2 separate regions of the Homo sapiens genome follow, and region 1 is linked to region 2. A link is a loop called in an ENCODE intact Hi-C map of the cell type or tissue named here. Cell type or tissue: CD4-positive, alpha-beta T cell. All regions are shown on one strand. Each heading gives the region's core, and the rest is flanking DNA. Links, peaks and the distances in the headings are about the cores only. Region 1 overlaps ABLIM3 (actin binding LIM protein family member 3). Region 2 has its middle 5.6 kb from the start of ADRB2.

Region 1 (9,105 bases), core at 2,639-7,638, 420 kb after region 2:
CACCCCCAGAACTGGTGCAGATGTGAGTGTCTGTACCAGGCAGGCTCTGGCAGAAATCAGGTGGCCTACCTCAAAGAGTTCAACTGAGGAAGGTTTCATGACGGAGTTGTGGGCAGGGTTAAGTGGACCCACAGGAGACAGTGAGGTATTCAGGGACTACAGCAACATAATGTTGTTACCACACTGGACCTAAAAAGATGAGGGAAGGGAACAGCATTACCAAAGCTGGCAAGAGCTGGGGAAGCCCAGCCTCCAGAGAGAGTCATGCCCAGCCCACAGCCAGCCAGGAAGGTTGCCAGGGGAATAAGTGTGCCAACCTCTCTCTCCATTCACCCTCTAGTCTCTGCTGGTGCATCCCATTGGCTAAACCCAACTGAAAGTCAGAGAGCAAAAGAGCCTGTGATACAGCCCAGGCAGTGTTCAGGACATAGATCCAGGCAAGGAAGGGTGGACACTGGGTCTAGGGGCAACAGAGAATAAGCAACCCTGCCCTAATTGCAGTGCTGATGTGGCAGGGATACAATAGTGGAAGGGCTTTGGTAGGTTTTCAAAATAGCACAGCTTATAGGTATTTATGAATGGTGCTTCCTATAAAGTAGTCTTGGCCCTGAGACTGTACTTGGCTCCTATGGCATTGGGAGAATGTTATCAGACTAATACAGTCTCTGAATTCTCTATCTAGCAGCCTCTGTTGTAATTTGCAGCACCTCAGGACCTTGCAAGACAGATCCTGGTTGATCATAGCAAACACCAGGTCACAGAGGGAACAGCTGGAGGACATGGCCGTGGAAAAGGCATGGCTTCAGGGGCCATGAGATGCGGGCTGTCACATGCAAGGGGAAGCTTTCTTTCAATCCATGCAGCTCTAGAGGGATGAACTCTGCCAAAGTCAAGCAGAAGGTAGAGGCTCATTTCAGTTCAATGGAAAGAGCAGCTTTCTGAATGCAGCCTTCTGACGGTGTAAGACAGTGAACTCCCCATCCCGAGAAGACAGGAGAGGCCGCTGAAGAGGGCAAGCTCCCTGTGTTGAAACTTGGGCTCTTGCAACTTGGACAAGTTAATTGATTTTTCTGTGCCTCTGGTTCCTTATTCAAAAGGAGGATAATGTTGGTGCCTACTACTAGAGTTGTGAGTTGTATGGATGAACTGGGTTAATCTATATAAGGGACTTGGTACAGAGCCTGGCTTATAATAAGTACTCACCAAATGTTAGCTAGTGTTTTACTATCATGATTATTTTTGTCTTTACCATCTTCATCTTCTTCTTCAAGGATGCTGTGAATTGGGATGTCCTCACTCTGTGGGATCGGAAGGCAGTCAGTACCCAGGCTGTGTAGTTCAGGCTGAATTCAAATCTATTAGCTTAGTGGTGCAAACTGTATAACCTTTTGAGCCTCCATTTCCTCAGCTAGAAAATAGAAATGATATTGACATTTACTTCACAGAGGCATTACAACATCTAGAGGATATAATTATTATAAAGCACAGGGCTTACAAACAATATGTGCTCAATAAATGTTAGCCCTGTTGGAATGGATGGCCTCTAAGACCACTTTTATTCTAACATTCTACTATTCTTCAATTTGATCCTAATCTGTTTGTGGTGGAAACTGGAGAAGTTTGTTCCTTCTGTATCTTGTTTTTGTTTCCTCTCTCCATTCCCTTTTCCCTCTTATCTTTCTATTCCTTTCCTGTCCATTTCCCTCTTCCCTAGGCTAAAGTGGATAATGAGATCCTTAATTACAAAGACCTGGCGGCTCTCCCCAAGGTTAAGTCTATCTACGAGGTACAACGCCCCGACCTCATTTCCTATGAGCCTCATTCCAGATACATGTCCGACGAGATGCTGGAGAGATGTGGCTATGGAGAGGTATCGCATCTTGCCCTTCTCTCTGGGGCTATTGTAGGAAAGGAGATTGCTCTGGGGTCCCCAGCCCTCTCCATCACAGACAGTTTGGCCTCCACAATGCTGGCTCCCAGACTCTTCTACACTGGGATTTATGGCCAACGTTTTTTAAATGAAGAGATTTCATTTGGCTTTCTGGCTCTTCTTGAAAAATCAGAGCCGACAACCTTAAACCTACATTTCCACCATCTGGAGATGGGAAGCAGCACCCCCTATAGACAGGACATGAGCTTTCCATTCCCCCCAGTCCCCCGACTCCCTGTTAATCCCAGCATTGAAGCTAAGAGCCTGTGACCACTTATTACTCAAGCTGTTGTATTTCTTATACTGTAGGAATTTTTCATGTACTCAGCCCAAGGCGCTCATCTCCTGCCAGGCTCAGTGGCCATTTAGATTTATAATCCCTGATTATAACATGTCTAATCAGACATGTTCTCTGGTTTTCCCACCTGGCCTTTAGCCCCAGTGTCTCTTCAAAGGAAGAGACGCTTTTATAAAGACTCAGTAACAGATAGCTTTTGAAATCATTAAATGGTTGCTAAACAAGAGAAAGTGTTTTCTGGAGATGGCAGCAGGGTTGGGGGCAGAATTACCCTGGAGGTCCTGGCAGTCTATATCCTAGAAGATTTCTAACCTTATCCCAGACCCCTTGAGTTAATTTGAGGCAGCAGAAGCCTGTCCTGGTGGGCAGGGACCCAGGTTCTTGTCCCAGCTCCACCATAACTAGCCTCATAACCTCAGGCAAGTTCCCTTCCTCCCTAAGGGATTTGGGTTCCATTTGGTTGAAGAGCCCAGTGCTGAGATTCTCTGGTTTCCGGCCCCTGAAATGCACCAGGAGAGGAGGATCAAGTGTTTAGTAGAAGCCGCTTGTCCTTCAGTTAGAGATGGCAAACCAGGGCCCACAGGTTGCAGCCAGCCCTCAGATTTGTTTTGTTTCACTCACAAAGTGTCTTTTGAAAATGCAAACTAGTTGTCAACAAGTAAACACTGGGAGATTTCATGTAAGAATCTGCACTTCTGTCTTTCTTGGAAAATTAAGATGCTGTGTAAATGCTGGGCAGGCATTCCAGCTGCTGGAGCTGAGGAACTGCTGCCCTCTTCAGTCGAGACATCCCATCTCCAGCTGCTGCACCAGCCACCAGCTCAACTCCCTTGTTGGTGGCCCCAGCCTGGCCCCTGCTTAGCCAGGGTGCTGGCTGCTGGGTGCCCTGCCCTGGGCATCGTCCTCATGAACTGTAGAGGGGTCATGAACCAGTAGAGAGACAAGGAAAGGGTGGTGACAATAGCCCTGAGCATGCAGCACAGAAGCCTGGGTCCAAGTCAAGTCCCTGCCACTTCTGCCCTGAGTGGCCGTGAGCCTTCGTATTCTCTCTCTGGGCCTTGGTTTTTCCCTTCCTAAAAGGCGGGCATAATCTCGAGGTTTCCTGCCTCCTGTCAGTAGTCTGACCCTCTGGAATTCCCAGCGAGGCTGTTATCTGGAGAGGGGTACAAAGGAACTGCTGCAAACCCTCTCTGCCGAGCCATCTAACCATGCTCTGTCCTTCGTCTCGTCCTCCTCTCATTCCTTCTGCTCGTTCCACAACTGCCTTCAAACTCTTCACTTCTAAGTCGCTGGGAACATTATCTCCCTACTCCCAGGTAATTCAGCTGATAGAGAATTAAGTTGATATATAATTGTGCCCCTTTATGTGGACTTCACCCATCCCCAGCCCCCCGAAGGTGTCTGAGCCCTTGCCCAAGGTATTCCCTGCAAGCAGGGAAGTGCTGGAGAGACTCGGGTGCATGTCCTGGAGGAAGTGGTAGTGGCATACAGGATGGAAATCTGCCCTTCCTGCCCAGAGATGGCCTCCCTCAGGCTTCTGGGATCCCTGGTCAGGATTCCAGGGATTGACCCCATAGATTCCATTCAAGGGCCTGCAAGTAATGGGGGAAAGCCCTGGAAATTCTCTGCCATCTTCCTCGGGCTGTGTGTGTAACTCAGGGAGGAGGGGGGTCTCTGTATTCACACCTCAAACCCGAGAATCCCAGATTCCATGTCATGCCCACCTGCCTGCTAGACCCTCGGGCCACAGGCCCACTTAACAGCCAGCCATGCTCACAGCCCCATTTCCTCTCCCAGGACATCTACGAGAACCTGGACCTCCGGCAGAGACGGGCCTCCAGCCCGGGGTACATAGACTCCCCCACCTACAGCCGGCAGGGCATGTCCCCCACCTTCTCCCGCTCACCTCACCACTACTACCGCTCTGGTAAGGAAGGGGGAGGACCTGAAGGGAGAGGAAGAGCCAGGGAGACAATGCAGTCACTTGGGGTCCCTGCTGCAGAGGGCACAAGGCTCCCCCATGATCTCCATCACAGTGTGGCCCTCTGGAGGCCTATGGCCACCCAGGTGACCAGCTGGGCCTCTCTGAGTCCCTGAGATGGCAGGGGGGATGGAGGAGTGTGTGGCACTGAGAAGCAGCAGGAAGGTGGGTGGTGAACTTCCAGGAGAGGGGGCTGGCAGGTGGCCCTGTGGCCCTGGTGGAAGAAGACTCCACCATCCTCGTGGCCTGCCCCATCCGGAGGGCAGAACCAAGAGACCAGAAATATGGCTATGAACTGGCCTTCACCCAAGGGCCACCCCAGCCAATCCAGTCAGACCATCCACAGTCACCCTCAGGTTGGGGGTGATGCCAGCACTTGGATGGAGGAAAGGAGCAATTAAGGGAGCGTCCAAAAGGGGGAGGTTCAAGGATGGTTGGGGAGATAAGAGGTTCAAACTAACATGCCTTCCTGGAGCTCAGTAGAGTTGATCTTTACATCTCACAAAATCTGACTTTGGGATCAAGCCAGGAAGCAAAGTCAAGCTTGTTTCTGCCAACGTGGTGCATGAGAGCACATGCTGCTTCCGCCCCGGAACCTGAGCACGCTGAGACGCCCCAGCCCATCCCCCATCTCTGCTGTCATCACCTCACCACTTCCTAAACTGCCACCGCGTTAATGCCTGTTTTCTCTGTGCCTCTGTTTTCTTTGGCGACCACTTCCTGCGTGCTCCAGGGCCCGAGAGTGGCCGGAGCTCTCCATACCATAGCCAGTTAGATGTGAGGTCCTCCACTCCAACCTCTTACCAGGCTCCCAAGCACTTTCACATCCCAGGTAGGCACTGCCAGCCCAGAATTCCTGGGATGGATGCATGCTCCATGGGGTCACAGGTGCCTGAGTCACCCCCTCGATGCCACACAGGCACCAAGAAGCTGGTTCCTGAGGGACCTCCCTAACCAAGCACCTGCACCAACCCTGTCCTCCAACCCCAACACACCCACGGGCTTCAGATTATCCACTTGACAGAACCAGCCTCCATTAGGACCTCAAAGAAGCAGTCCCGGGAAGAAAAGAGGCAGGGAGCTCGAGTGAGATACCGTGAGTGCTTGAGGGCTGTGAGGGGCGCAGCAGGGGCACACAGCGGTGAAGGCTACACACTTTGGCTTCAAAGCTCTTGGGATGGAATCCGATGCAGCTGCTTATAAGCTCATGACTGTGAGCCAGTTACTTGGCTTCCCAAGCCACTGTTATTCCTTCTGTACAGCTAAGCACTGTTCTGGGCTCAGAGGTTGCAACTGTGCTCAACCCAGCCCAGATCCTGCCTTCATGGTATTTGGTATTTACGTACTAATGTAGGAAGAGAGATAAAAATGAGTAAACAAATAGGTAGAGGATAATTTCAGGTAGCCATAGGTGCCATAAACATAAATAAAACAGGCCATCCTGAGAGATGATGAGGCTGAGAGAGGCCAGGCTAGATGGGGCGGTCAGGAAGAGCTTCTTGGAGGAGGTAACATTAAAGCTGAAAGATGAGAAGGGGCCTGGCGTGGTCGCTCACGCCTGTAATCCCAGCACTTTGGGAGGCCGAGGCGTGTGGGTCATGAGATCAGGAGTTCGAGACCAACCTGTCCAACATGGTGAAACGCTGTCTCTACTAAAAATATAAAAATTAGCTGGGCATGGTGGCTTGTACCTGTAATTCCAGCTACTCAGGAGGCTGAGGCAGGAGAATTACTTGAACCTGGGAGGCGGAGGTTGCAGTGAGCCAAGATCGTGCCACTGCATTCCAGCCTGGGTGACAAAGTGAGACTCTGTCTCAAAAAGAAAAAAAGATGAAGAGCCAGCCTATGAAGAAGCCAAGGAAAGACATCCCAGGCAGAGGGAAGAGCACTATCATGTCATGTGACCGCAGGTCATGACAGGAATTGAGAGGAAGACAGGGGCTACAGGACTGAGTGGGTGTAGTTTGGACAAGGTCTCCCTCTGAGTCACAGCAGAGCCAGGGCTGAACCTCAGTCTCCTGACACCAAGCTCAGTTTTTCACTCCCCACTCACGTTCCCCTCAAGAGCTCATGCTGCTGTTTCATCTACACCTTCCTCAGCTGCCCTAGAGGGGTCCCATCCTGTCTGTCTTTGAGGGAGGGGGAGGGAGGTAAGCTGAAATTCGGCTGCAGCATCCTGGGAATTTTCACATGGAATGAGGTGTGGCCACTGGTGGAGGCAGTGGACACCTTCCTGCATGGGGCTCTGCTGAGCACACACACCCCTGTGCCTGCATGCTCACCCTTCAAGCCCCAGGTCTCTTCCTCGGCACCACTTGGATCCATCCATTCCTCTTCCCGCACCTTACTTGGAACCTGTTGGGACGAGGTTGAAAGTTCAACTTTGGAAGAGGAAGTCACCAGGGGAAAAAGATGGTGGCCCCTTGGAAAAAGTTGTTGCCCATCTCTCTCTTCTGAGATCAACTGACCAAGTACTATCTCCTTTTCTCCCTTTTCTCCTGTCTCTCTCTCTCCCCTCCCCACTGTCCCTTCCTGGTCTGTCTGGCAGCTGGAGACAGTAACATCTACCGGAAACCCCCGATCTACAAACGGCATGGTATGGTCAGAGGTAGATAGGGCTTGGCCACACAAGGAGAGGGGGGAGGTTAACCATCTATGCAGATGGCCCTGCACAGGCCACCAGGAGCCACAAAACACAAGGCTGCATCTTGGTCCTTCTTGTTGACTGCCCCATCACCCAGGGTGACATTAGGGCAGAGTTTGGTATCATTTCAAAAGAACAAAGTCCTCATGTCCCCTCAGTTCTTTCCCACCACCTTTGCAATCTCCCCCTTACCTGCTCTCTGTCATCCTAAGTTCCATAATTGGTAAAACCTTTGTAAAACGCACATGCCCCTGGGAGAGTCACACTCCAAGGCATTAATACTTGAAATGTTCATTAGAATAACAGGGGATGCATACAGATTCCTGGGCCCCACCCCAGGCTTACTGAATTCGAATTCTGTATGTGTCACGGTTTCTCCAAGTGATTCTGATACTCAGCCCAACTTGGGAACCCCTGCTGTAAGTTGTTCTCAGTCACAGTCTCCTGAGAGTGGATGGAGACTTGCAGAGGAGATGTAGATGAGTAAGGTTGCAGAGGGTGACTTCCTTCTTTCATTCATTCATTGATTTAGTGTTTCTTAAAGAATGATCTATGGACCATCTGCACCTGAGAGACATTTAAAAGGCAGATTCCCTGGCCCCTTCCTTGCCCCAGACTCCCTTAATTATAAATATTGAGAGTGTGAACTAAGAATCTGCACTATAACTGGCTTTGTCCATGATTCCTCCCTGCACTTAGTATGAGAACCACCAAGTCATTCATCACTGACACCACCTGTTCACTTTTGCAAAAAGTACTTACTAAGCCTCGATTGAAGGAGCACATCCCTTCCATTGAAGCTGCAGAGGAGCAGCTGCCACCCTGTGCACCCACACTTGCTTAAGGGTCTAGCTGGATAACAAAAGGAGGCCCAGAATCGGTGGAGCTTGGAGATGAGCGAAGCAGTCCTGCACCAGGTTCTGAACTAATTAGCTGGTGGAGGGGACAATACGAGTTTAAACAGCGGCTCTGGGTGCCTAAGATTCTACATTTTATACAGACATCCTTGGTTCCAGAGGGGGCTGAGCAGGGGGGTCCGAGGTGAGTCTGTGAGCATGTGCAAGTCTGTACCAGCTTGTGAAGGACATGCCATGTCCCCTGAGTACTCATAGAAAGACACCAACATGACAAAGGTAGTTTGGCTTTATACCTAGAAAAGGCCCCCAGGTCACAAGCTTCTCAGGACTTTGTGGGATTTTCCAGGTGGGCCCTGAGGGGTGGCACTAAAGCAGACTCAAGAGGAGTCTGGGGTGGAGGTGGGTTGCTTGGAAAAGAGGGCGGAGGAAAAAGCTAAATGCAGTCAGCCAGGAGGGGCTGCCCAGGACCCAAGTCAAAGAGAAGAATTTGAAAGCTTTGGAAGCAAGTGCTGTTGTGGGGGCTGCATAGCCCAGGGCTGGCTGAAGCTGATCCACCACGCTCTGCCACTCTGGCTCCACAGAGCACAGAGCTTGTCCCTAAAGCTTCCTGTAGCTGACCATGAGAAATGGTCATGCAGCCACACACACTTCCCCAGCCCCTCTCTCTGCTCTACCAGCCTGTCACCCACGTTTGGGCCACGAGAAGTCACTGCTCTGTAAGTAGTTGTGACTGCAGTGGGTCTTTTTGGTCACCCCTGTCCTGGGCTTACTTCAGGTGGAAGCTTGAAGCTGGATGGCAGCTGAGCCAGCAGACCGATTCTGACACTTACAGATGAGGAAACTAAGGCAGAGATGGTAGGACCTGCCCAGTGTTACAGCTGAGTAAAGTGGCAGAGCTGGGACCAGAACCCAGGTTTGCTGACTCCCTGTCTAGCACTCCTTCCTTCAGGCTATGTAGTCCCTGAGCAGAATGTGGCATCTCAGGTTGTGAGAAATGATGGAGTTCAAATTTATAACAAGGAAGGCTTCTAAAGGGCTAGGAAGGCTTCTAAAGGGCTGGGGCTCACCTGGGACCTGTCCAGTCTTATTTGAGGAGCCACACCCTTAGAGGTCATTCTGGAACAGACCTGGGAATCCATGGAATGTGCTGGAAAGAGCCCTGGGCTGGGATCTGGTCCAGTTCTGGTGCTCACATGCTATGTGGTCTTAAGCAAGCCCCTTCCCCTCTCTGGTGCTCCAATTACTAAATGCAAAATGAGGGTTTGGCCCCAGTGCTTTTCCAGCTCCGATGCTCCATGGCCCAGTTCTAACAGAGAGCCCTGATCTTGAAGTGGACTCACTCCCCTGGGCTGGAGCCTGGTAAAGATAGGAAAAGGGTACACAGTCCCATCCCGG
Region 2 (9,105 bases), core at 1,600-6,599:
TTCTGAACAATTAATTTTCCTTAATCTTTATTGCAACTAAAATTGAAACAATATCTTTACATACACACCTGACATTTAAGGAACTAAGAAACTCAAGTTCCTACCTCAATCATAGAATTTACTATGTTACGTGGAAGTCAAGTTTATGTGCTAATCTCCACTACTAGCCTGTGAGTTTCTTACAGGCAAGGACCCTGCCTCTTTGTTCATTTTTTTATATGTTGTAGCCCTTTACACAGTACTTTAGGAAGTTTAGGTTATTGTGTGTGTGTGAGTGTGTGTGTGTGTGAGTGTGTGTGTATTGGGAGTGGGGATTTGTGCAGGAAATGAGGAAAGAAGGAAAGTGCTGTGAATGGAGGAAGGGGCACAAGCAAAGCCCAGAGACTCACGGCCAATGATATCTAAGCCCTAACATCCTCCCTCTCTTTTTAGAAATTGTGACCAGGGTAGTTGGCCCTAAATCTTGATCATTTGGCATTTTTCCCATAAGTGATAGGAAACTGCTGCCTCTTTGCTCCAGCAGTCTGGTAAAACTCAGCTGTGAGACCCTGACAACCAGGGAACTTCCTTTTCAGCAGCCTGAGCATGCAGGCTTGATTGAGCTTGGACTATTGCATCTGAATCTTGTGTTAGTGGTGCAGAGTGAGACTTTTGTTTAGACAGAGCTGGGTTCCTTCTCTTCCTATTATCTACTATGTAACCTGAGGCAGGCTGCTTAATTTCTTTAAACTTCAGTTTTGTCATCTGTAAAATAGGAATAACTGTCTATTTTGAAAACTGTACAGAAATAAGAATAAAAGCAGGGAATATGTACGTAAGGGGCCAAGCCCAGCTCCTGGTATATAATAACGCATGATAAACAAAAAACAGGCTTATTGTTTTTCAGAACCCTTAACCACCACCAATTAACTATGATGTGCCAGGCACTGATCTTAAAGATCACTCGATTTGACTTTATCACTTTACAGATGAGGAAATTGAGTCCCAGAGAGAGGCAGTCACACAGCAGGTGAGAAGGCCAGGACAAGACTCTCCTTTCTCCAGGCCCAGGGCATGTTCCACCACCTCATAGCGATTAGACTTAGCCGGGGTACCTTGACCTTCTCTCCTTGACCCAGTGAGATTTCTCCCTCTGTGCCTCTCAAGAGAAGGCACTGCTTTGGAGAGAGGCTGCCCTGTTTCCTTTCCTTCCTCTGTCCTTCAGCCATCATCTGTTTTATCTCTTCCCATTGTTTCCCCTTCAGCCCTGCTCCTTGACCTCCTCTTCTGTGGCAGGTGCTGCTTGATCTCCACAACCATTTCACTTCTTCTTTCCTCCAGGGCCTAAAAAATACTGTGCAATTCCCTTTCTTAAGCTCTAGCACTGGGCAGTTTGCACTTAGATGCAAGAAGTTGTAGGTACTATCTCTTCCCCGTGGAAGGTTTCCTGAGTGCCACAGCCAACAGAGCTCCCCTAGGTTTCATATCAATAATTAATTGAGCACTGAGTATGGGCCACATCAGTCCTAACTACTTTACAGACCTTAACTCATTTGATCTTCATAACAACTTCATGAGGTTGTGAGATAATATCAACAGCCCCAATTTACAGATAAGGAAAGTGAGACACAGAAAGGTTAAGTGACTTGTTTAGGATTTTATAACTAAGACTTGGAGAAAGGAGGAAACCAAGCAGTAGGCTCCAGAGCTGCTCCTAGGATCAGGCAACACTGGGTCTTTGCCTTTGCTTCTTCCCTTCTCTGAGCTGTTTCTCCCACTCCCTGACTGTTTTCTTTTGGGAGCTTTCCTTCCTCAATCACTTGCATACAAATCATCTCAAGGCAGCTGCTAGAGAATCAAACATTTGGACATCCCTCCAAATCCACCCCAAATGTTACCACTGTTCATAGGTTAATATATAAAAGGATTTTTTTCCTCTTAGATCAATTTATTTATTCATTCGAAGAACTGCCCTTAGAGAAACTAGTGTAATTTCCAGAAATTGGGGTTGTCCCAGGAAATCCAAGATGATGATAATGATGATGATGGTAATAATGATAAATAATTTTTTTTGAAACAGCATGCTAAGTTCCTTAAATGCATTATTTCATTTAACGTTCCAAAACATCCTCTGAGAGTGCTGCTATTCAGGCAGTGCTTCCACCATAATCGTGACCACCCACAGACACATCACTTCAGTTTCTCATCTCCTAATCATTATGATATTTTTAACTTCCATTTTGATGTCCAACCAAAACCTCAAATTCAGTATGGTAATATCTGAATTCATTGCCCCTTCCTGTCCTACAGCCACACTCAGTCCACTGCTCTCCTTGCACCCTGCTTGGTAATGGCCTCCTCCACTCTCTTGACTCATTCCCCCTTACCCCCCAGCCAATCCCAGTTATGCTGATTCGTTTTTTGTCATGACTTTTGGTTCTCTCCCTTCCTTTTCAAATCTAGTGTTTTATATATTCCGTCTATTTCTTCCAACTATCCAAGGCATTTTACCCTCGAGCCCTCTGAGGCCCAGAAGCCTAAAGCATATTGCCTGAAGCACACAGCTGATCAAGGACAGTGTCATCATTGGAACCCACATTCCTTCCTCTGGCTCCAAAGCCCATGCTCTTTCTATCACTGAAGTGTATCCCATTAGCACAAGTCCAGGACTGAGATACCTGCAGGTGTAATCAGAAATTATTTTAAATAATTTAGTAACAGTACTTTAAATAACAGTGTACTACTTAGGAGTTATTCCCTTTTCAATTTTCTTTCAACCTTTTAAAATAAATGGAGAAAGTCCCATCTGATGCTAGAATACTAACGGTATTGCAAATCTTCCTTTTCAATAAAAAGAGAGCAGGCCTAAGGCTCAGAACTTTGGCAAGCAACAAAATCTAGCTAGCATTTACTAACATTGTTTTGTCTTCATGGTTACTTTCTATTTATGGCAAATGACACGAGTTTTCCACGTGTGGTAATGGCAGTCATATAAAATTTTCTTTAAAAATAAATGCATTGAGTTTTAAAAATGAGTCAATAATTTTAAAAATCATAAAAGTTTTAAAAGTGAGTCAATAATTTAGAAAACTGTAGAACACCTGCTGTTCAGAATAGCATAAATCACAAAGATGAAATGTGAATAGCTGAAATATGGAGGATAAAAAAACATAATCAAGTTGTTGTGTAGGATATTGGCAATTTTTGCTTGTCAGCTCCATGGTACTTCTTCCGAATCAAAAATTTATCTCCTCAGTGGCCCTCAAAGCACTTTCTTCCCACTATAGGCTTGTTCAGTTTAGAGTAGACAGGCCCTTGGATGTTACCAAGCCCAACTTCCTATTTCATAAATGAAGATTGAGAAACAAGGCAACTTGCTTAAGGTTACAATAGAATATGAGAGCTGTTTTGGGACTAACACCTAGGTCTCCTAATCCCCCATCCATGCCCTCTCCACTGAACCAAACCGCTTCCATCATATATATATATATATATATATATATACACACACACACATATATATATTATATATATACATATATACATATATATTATATATACACATATATATTATATATACATACATATATTATATATATACATATATATTATATATACATACATATATTATATATACACATATATATTATATATACATACATATATAATATATATATTATATATAATATATATATAAAAATATATAGTATATATAATATATATATAAGATATATATATTATATATATGTGTGTGTGTATGTACATACATGTATATCTGAATGTGTGTGTGTGTGTGTATATATATATATATATATATACATTCACCATCACACAGTGTTCATTCCCATACCTGAAGGAGACTCAAGCAATTCCTCTCAGATTCAGCAAAAGAAGATTCAGTTAAGCACTATACCCTAAGGCATCCATTGCATTGTATGTAGTGACTTAATTTCTCTCTTATGTCCCTAGGAGGGTAAGAGATATGTCCCAGCTTTGGGAAAAATAATTTTCTGTAGGGCTTAATTCTCTTGCAAAATCCCAATTTGAGAAAAGCTGCTAGAGTGTAACCTCTTTGAATACTGATTCTTTTCAGACGAAGGAGTCTTTTGAACGGCCAACTGAAGTCTCCTCTGCTTTAATTTAATGCCGTCTCCTTTTGTTCAGTGCTTCTAAGATGTGGAGAATTTATTAGTATGTCTCATAAAACTCTAGTGTAGCAGGAAATTAAATTCATCTGGTATAATCAGCTGTTTGGAAAGATTTGCTGGTTGCTCTGCTCTAAGTTATGGTTGCCAAGGTGATTGCAAATTGATTGTTTGATGACTTGTTCTAGCATCTTTCCAGGTACTGATGTTAAGTTTAGACATAGACAAACCTAAGCAGGAATAAAAGAGGCCTACCATGATGGTAAAAGGGACTCTAGAACCAAGGGAACAAGGAATGTTTAACCTGAAGAGGTTTTGTTTGCTAAGGAGAACTTTAAGGGATTCTCCCAAAAGCTAGGACAGAGAAGAGACTTGTTTTCGGTGGCCTCAAGGGGGCAGACTTAAGATCCATGGGTAGAAGTGAGAAAATGGATTTCAGTTCAATACTGGGATAGCTAGAGAAATATGCACCTGCAAAAGGGGCTGGTAAGCTTGCTCTCTCTAAAAATACCTCTGAGTTTTGGTGGGTGCATTGTGTAAGAAGCTGACTAGATTGTGAGATGCTTCATTCAAAAAACGCTGACATCCCATCTAGCTATATTACTCAATGATAATAGTAACTTACAGAATCATTCTTCTTTCTAAAGAACCAAGTTTTGTCTGTTTTTTCAATTATTTTTTCACAGCAATCCAAATTAAAGGTAAATTAGCAATTATCCATGTTCAAAGGATCCTATCATACATTTCATACATGCGATTAGATAGGACCAATATGCATTCTATATCTATTTTTTGATTCAAAAATAAGATACTAACAGTAAGGTTTTTCTTCTACGGCAGTATGCTAAGCACTTGACATGCATTTAATCTCATTTAATGTAAATTTAATGGGATAATGCTGTACAGAGACATTTTTAAAGACAAGCATTTTAAACTATTGTTTGAAAAGAAATCTACAGATGTTTCTGTGCTCCAGGATCATACACAAGAAAGGACTCTTGTCTAAGCCAAGACCCAGTATAAGATTTTCCTAAGCATCCAGCTATTGGTGTGAGGGCATGCTCTGGCACCATGGAAGCTTACTCCTATTCAGACATTCATTAGGTAAATCCAGATATGAGGTTTTATTCCTGTTTGACAGGCTGGGAACGACAAATCAGTGTCTTAAGGGATTGACAAAATATGTAATTAGATGCTATCAATCACCATAAAAGAGCCTGCTTTTTCTTACATCAGATAAAGGTGCGTTTAGTCTACTAAGAACTTTCCAGTTCAAATGAAGCATTAACTCTCTAAGGTCATGTGAACAGTAAGCAGTGCTACTCGAACTCCTCTGCTGGGAAATAAAATAACAGCATTAGGCAGGGAAAACTTGTGAGGCCATGAGCAGACCTGGACTCCTAATTTTCCTTAACACTTTGGCCTGGACACTTCTTGTTTTTTCACTTCAGTAACCTCATTTGCAAACTTGGGGGAAATAAATTAACTGATATATTAAGCTCTTTCCCAGTCTAACTTTCTCTAAACCTAAAATCACAAAAGGAGGTCAGGAGAAAAGACTCTTAGTTAGCTGACTACATCTTGACATTTCTACCAGCTTGGTGAAGCAGCAGGGAAAGAGCGTGCATCCATTCGTCAAGGCTGGAGGGCAAAGGCCCAGAACTTCCTAATTGATATAAGCAGATTCTCCTTTTTTTATTATTATTATGCTTTAAGTTCTAGGATACATGTGCAGAACGTGCAGGTCTGTTACATAGGTATACATGTGCCATGGTGGTTTGCTGCACCCATCAACCTGTCATCTACTTTAAGTATTTCTCCTAATGCTATCCCTCCCCTAGGCCCCCACCCCCAAACAGGCCCTGGTGTATGATGTTCCTCTCCCTGTGTCCATGTGTTCTCATTGTTCAACTCCCACTTATGAGTGAGAACATGAGGTGTTTGGTTTTCTGTTCCTGTGTTAGTTTGCTGAGAATGATGGTTTCCAGCTTCATCCATGCCCCTGCAAAAGACATGAAGTCATCCTTTTTTATGGCTGCACAGTATTCCATGGTGTATATGTGCCACATTTTCTTTATCAAGTCTATTCTTGATGGGCATTTGGGTTGGTTCCAAGTCTTTGCTATTGTGAACAGTGCTGCAATAAACATACATGTCCATGTGTCTTTATAGTAGAATGATTTATAATCCTTAGGGTATATACCAGGTAATGGGATTGCTGGGTCAAATGGTATTTCTTGTTCTAGATCCTTGAGGGATTGCCACACTGTCTTCCACAATGTTTGAACTAATTTACATTCCTACCAACAGTGTAAAAGTGTTCCTATTTCTCCACATCCTTTCCAGCATCTGTTGTTTCCTGACTTCCTGTTTTTTTTTTGAGACGGAGTCTCACTGTGTCACCCCGGATGGAGTGCAGTGGCACAATCTCGGCTCACTGCAACCTCCACCTCCCAGGTTCAAGCGATTCTCCTGTTTCAGCCCCCAGAGTAGGTCAGACTACAGGCATGCCACAACTTCTGGCTAATTTTTGTATTTTTATTAGAGACGAAGTTTCACCATGTTGGTCAGGCTGCTCTCGAAGTCCTGACCTCAGGTGATCCACCCACCTCAGCCTCCCAAAGTGCTAGGATTACAGGCATGAGCCACTGCGCCCGGTCTGTTTCCTGATGTGTTAATGATCGCCATTGTATCTGGTGTGAGATGGTATTTCATTGTGGTTTTGATTTGCATTTCACTAATAACCAGTGCTGATGATCTTTTCTTCATATGTTTGTTGGCTGCATTAATGTCTTCTTTTGAGAAGTGTCTGTTCATATCCTTTGCCCACTTTTTCATGGGGCTGTTTGTTTTTTCTTGTAAATTTGTTTAAGTTCTTTGTAGATTCTGGATATTAGCCCTTTGTCAGATGGATAGATTGCAAAATTTTTCCCCCTTTCTGTAGGTTGCCTGTTCACCCTGATGATAGTTTATTTTGCTGTGCAGAAACTCTTTAGTTTAATTAGATCCCATTTGTCAATTTTGGCTTTTGTTGCCATTGCTTTTGATGTTTTAGTCATGAAGTCTTTGCCCATGCCTATGTCCTGGATGTTATTGCCTAGATTTTCTTCTAGGGTTTTTATGGTTTTAGGTCTTACGTTTAAGTCTTTAATTCATCTTGAGTTAATTCTTGTATAAGGTGTAAGGAAGGGGTCCAGTTTCAGTTTTCTGCATATGGCTAGCCAGTCCTTCTTGATTTAGTATTTGTGGGTTTTAAAAAAGGAGTTTCCCAAAATATTCAGTTAAACTTTTAAGTGACTTACGTGTATATCTAAATACATGATCAGTTAATATTTGTCTTAAAGGGGTTTTCTTTGTTCTTTTCTTATTATAGGAAGGTTAAACAATATGCTTATTTATGCCATAGCTTCACAAACAGGAAGGAGGTTTTAAATGGTTTAGTTCCACAATTTGAGTAGATGCATATTTAAAGAAACGTTGTTGCATAATAAATACTGCCTCTTCCTAAAATGCATCATGCCACAGCCAATTTTGGAAAACACAAATATGAGGTGAGTGTATTTTGAAAACTATGTGAATATAATAGATCTTTAATTCATATTTGTGGATTTTATGGGAAATACTTGTTTTCTAAGGCATCTGTCTTGCAAAAAGTCAGTTTCTGCTATGAAGGATGTTAAAGGGGATATGTAGGTTAAATTCTGTTTCTGAGCTTTGCTTCCAGAGTAAACACCCAACTTACTTTTGCCCTAAAGTATTTTATTGTTCTAGTAGAGAAGACTAACAACATATTCTAAACCACTAAGTAATTTATGTAAACTTCGCTTACAAACTACACTTGTGTGACACTTATATGAGCAAAAGCATTTTCATATTTCTTACTATATCATTCAATTCTTGCTTACCCCAATGGAAGTGACTTTATGCCCCTTTAGAGACAATGGAAATCAGGTACTTCGTGATTTCTCTTAAAAAAAAAAAAAATGAACTAGAAAGCTCCAAGTTTGGTGAATCTGGAACCTGGGTATTCCAGTTCCAGTTGTAGCCCTTCCTCCCTATCCATCACTCCTGTCTGCATGTAATTATGCAATACATTGAAAAGATTAAAAGATGGGTCTTGGACTCAGGCAGACCTGGGTCAAATCCAGATTCTGGCACTGCCCAGCCATTGCCCCTGGGCAAGCCATTTTCCTCTTTGAACCTCATTTGTGAATTAAGCTAAAAATAGTCCCCACCCCCATGGGACTGTGGGAAGGATTAAATAGAATAATGCATGAAAAGCAAATAGCAGAATGGTCCATAAATGTTAACCATTGTTATGTTATTATGTAATCTACAAAGTACGTTTAGTTACACTTCATGAAATACTTTCAGTTTTTCAAAGACACCACTAATACATGGGAAATCAAACCCTGAAAATTAATTTCACTTTAGCAGTAAAGTCACATGCCAGATGGAAAGGATAGTATTTCATGAACAAAGATCTTACTTTTGAGATTTGGTCTTACTTTTTTCTTTTTCTTAAGGGAGAATTATCTTGTGTTTTTTGTTTTGTTTTGTTTTGAGATGGAGTCTTGTTCTGTCACCCAGGCTGGAGCGCAGTGACGTGATCTCGGCTCACTGCAACCTTCACCTCCCGGGTTCAAGAGATTCTCCTGTCTCAGCCTCCCGAGTAGCTGGGACTACAGGTACGTGCCACCACACCTGGCTAATTTTTGTATTTTTAGTAGAGACAAGAGTTACACCATATTGGCCAGGATCTTTTGCTTTCTATAGCTTCAAAATGTTCTTAATGTTAAGACATTCTTAATACTCTGAACCATATGAATTTGCCATTTTGGTAAGTCACAGACGCCAGATGGTGGCAATTTCACATGGCACAACCCGAAAGATTAACAAACTATCCAGCAGATGAAAGGATTTTTTTTAGTTTCATTGGGTTTACTGAAGAAATTGTTTGAATTCTCATTGCATCTCCAGT

What was found. A loop is a pair of places that touch in the nucleus more often than their neighbours do. Peaks named below come from ENCODE experiments on the same cell type or tissue, not always from the same donor. Only the 100,000 strongest peaks of a DNase experiment are listed, where the experiment ranks them.
Region 1: a loop joins it to region 2, with 2.6 times the contacts of the local background. A loop is called at or near these places in 1 of 110 quality-filtered maps.

What each region holds. Positions count from the first base shown.
Region 1 is chr5:149,235,734-149,244,838 of GRCh38, forward strand. ABLIM3 (actin binding LIM protein family member 3) reads left to right here. Exons shown (of 24, transcript NM_014945.5): 11 at 1,715-1,870; 12 at 3,515-3,544; 13 at 4,026-4,155; 14 at 4,943-5,041; 15 at 6,758-6,805. Among named protein-coding and RNA genes, the nearest start is that of AFAP1L1, 32 kb to the right of the region's middle. In CD4-positive, alpha-beta T cell, for the core only: no CTCF peak of the experiment used is centred there; a DNase peak (open chromatin) is centred at 4,838; H3K27ac peaks cover 650 bases.
Region 2 is chr5:148,816,486-148,825,590 of GRCh38, forward strand. No RefSeq gene overlaps it. Among named protein-coding and RNA genes, the nearest start is that of ADRB2, 5.6 kb to the right of the region's middle. In CD4-positive, alpha-beta T cell, for the core only: CTCF peaks have their summits at 4,506 (motif pointing right) and 4,718; a DNase peak (open chromatin) is centred at 4,526.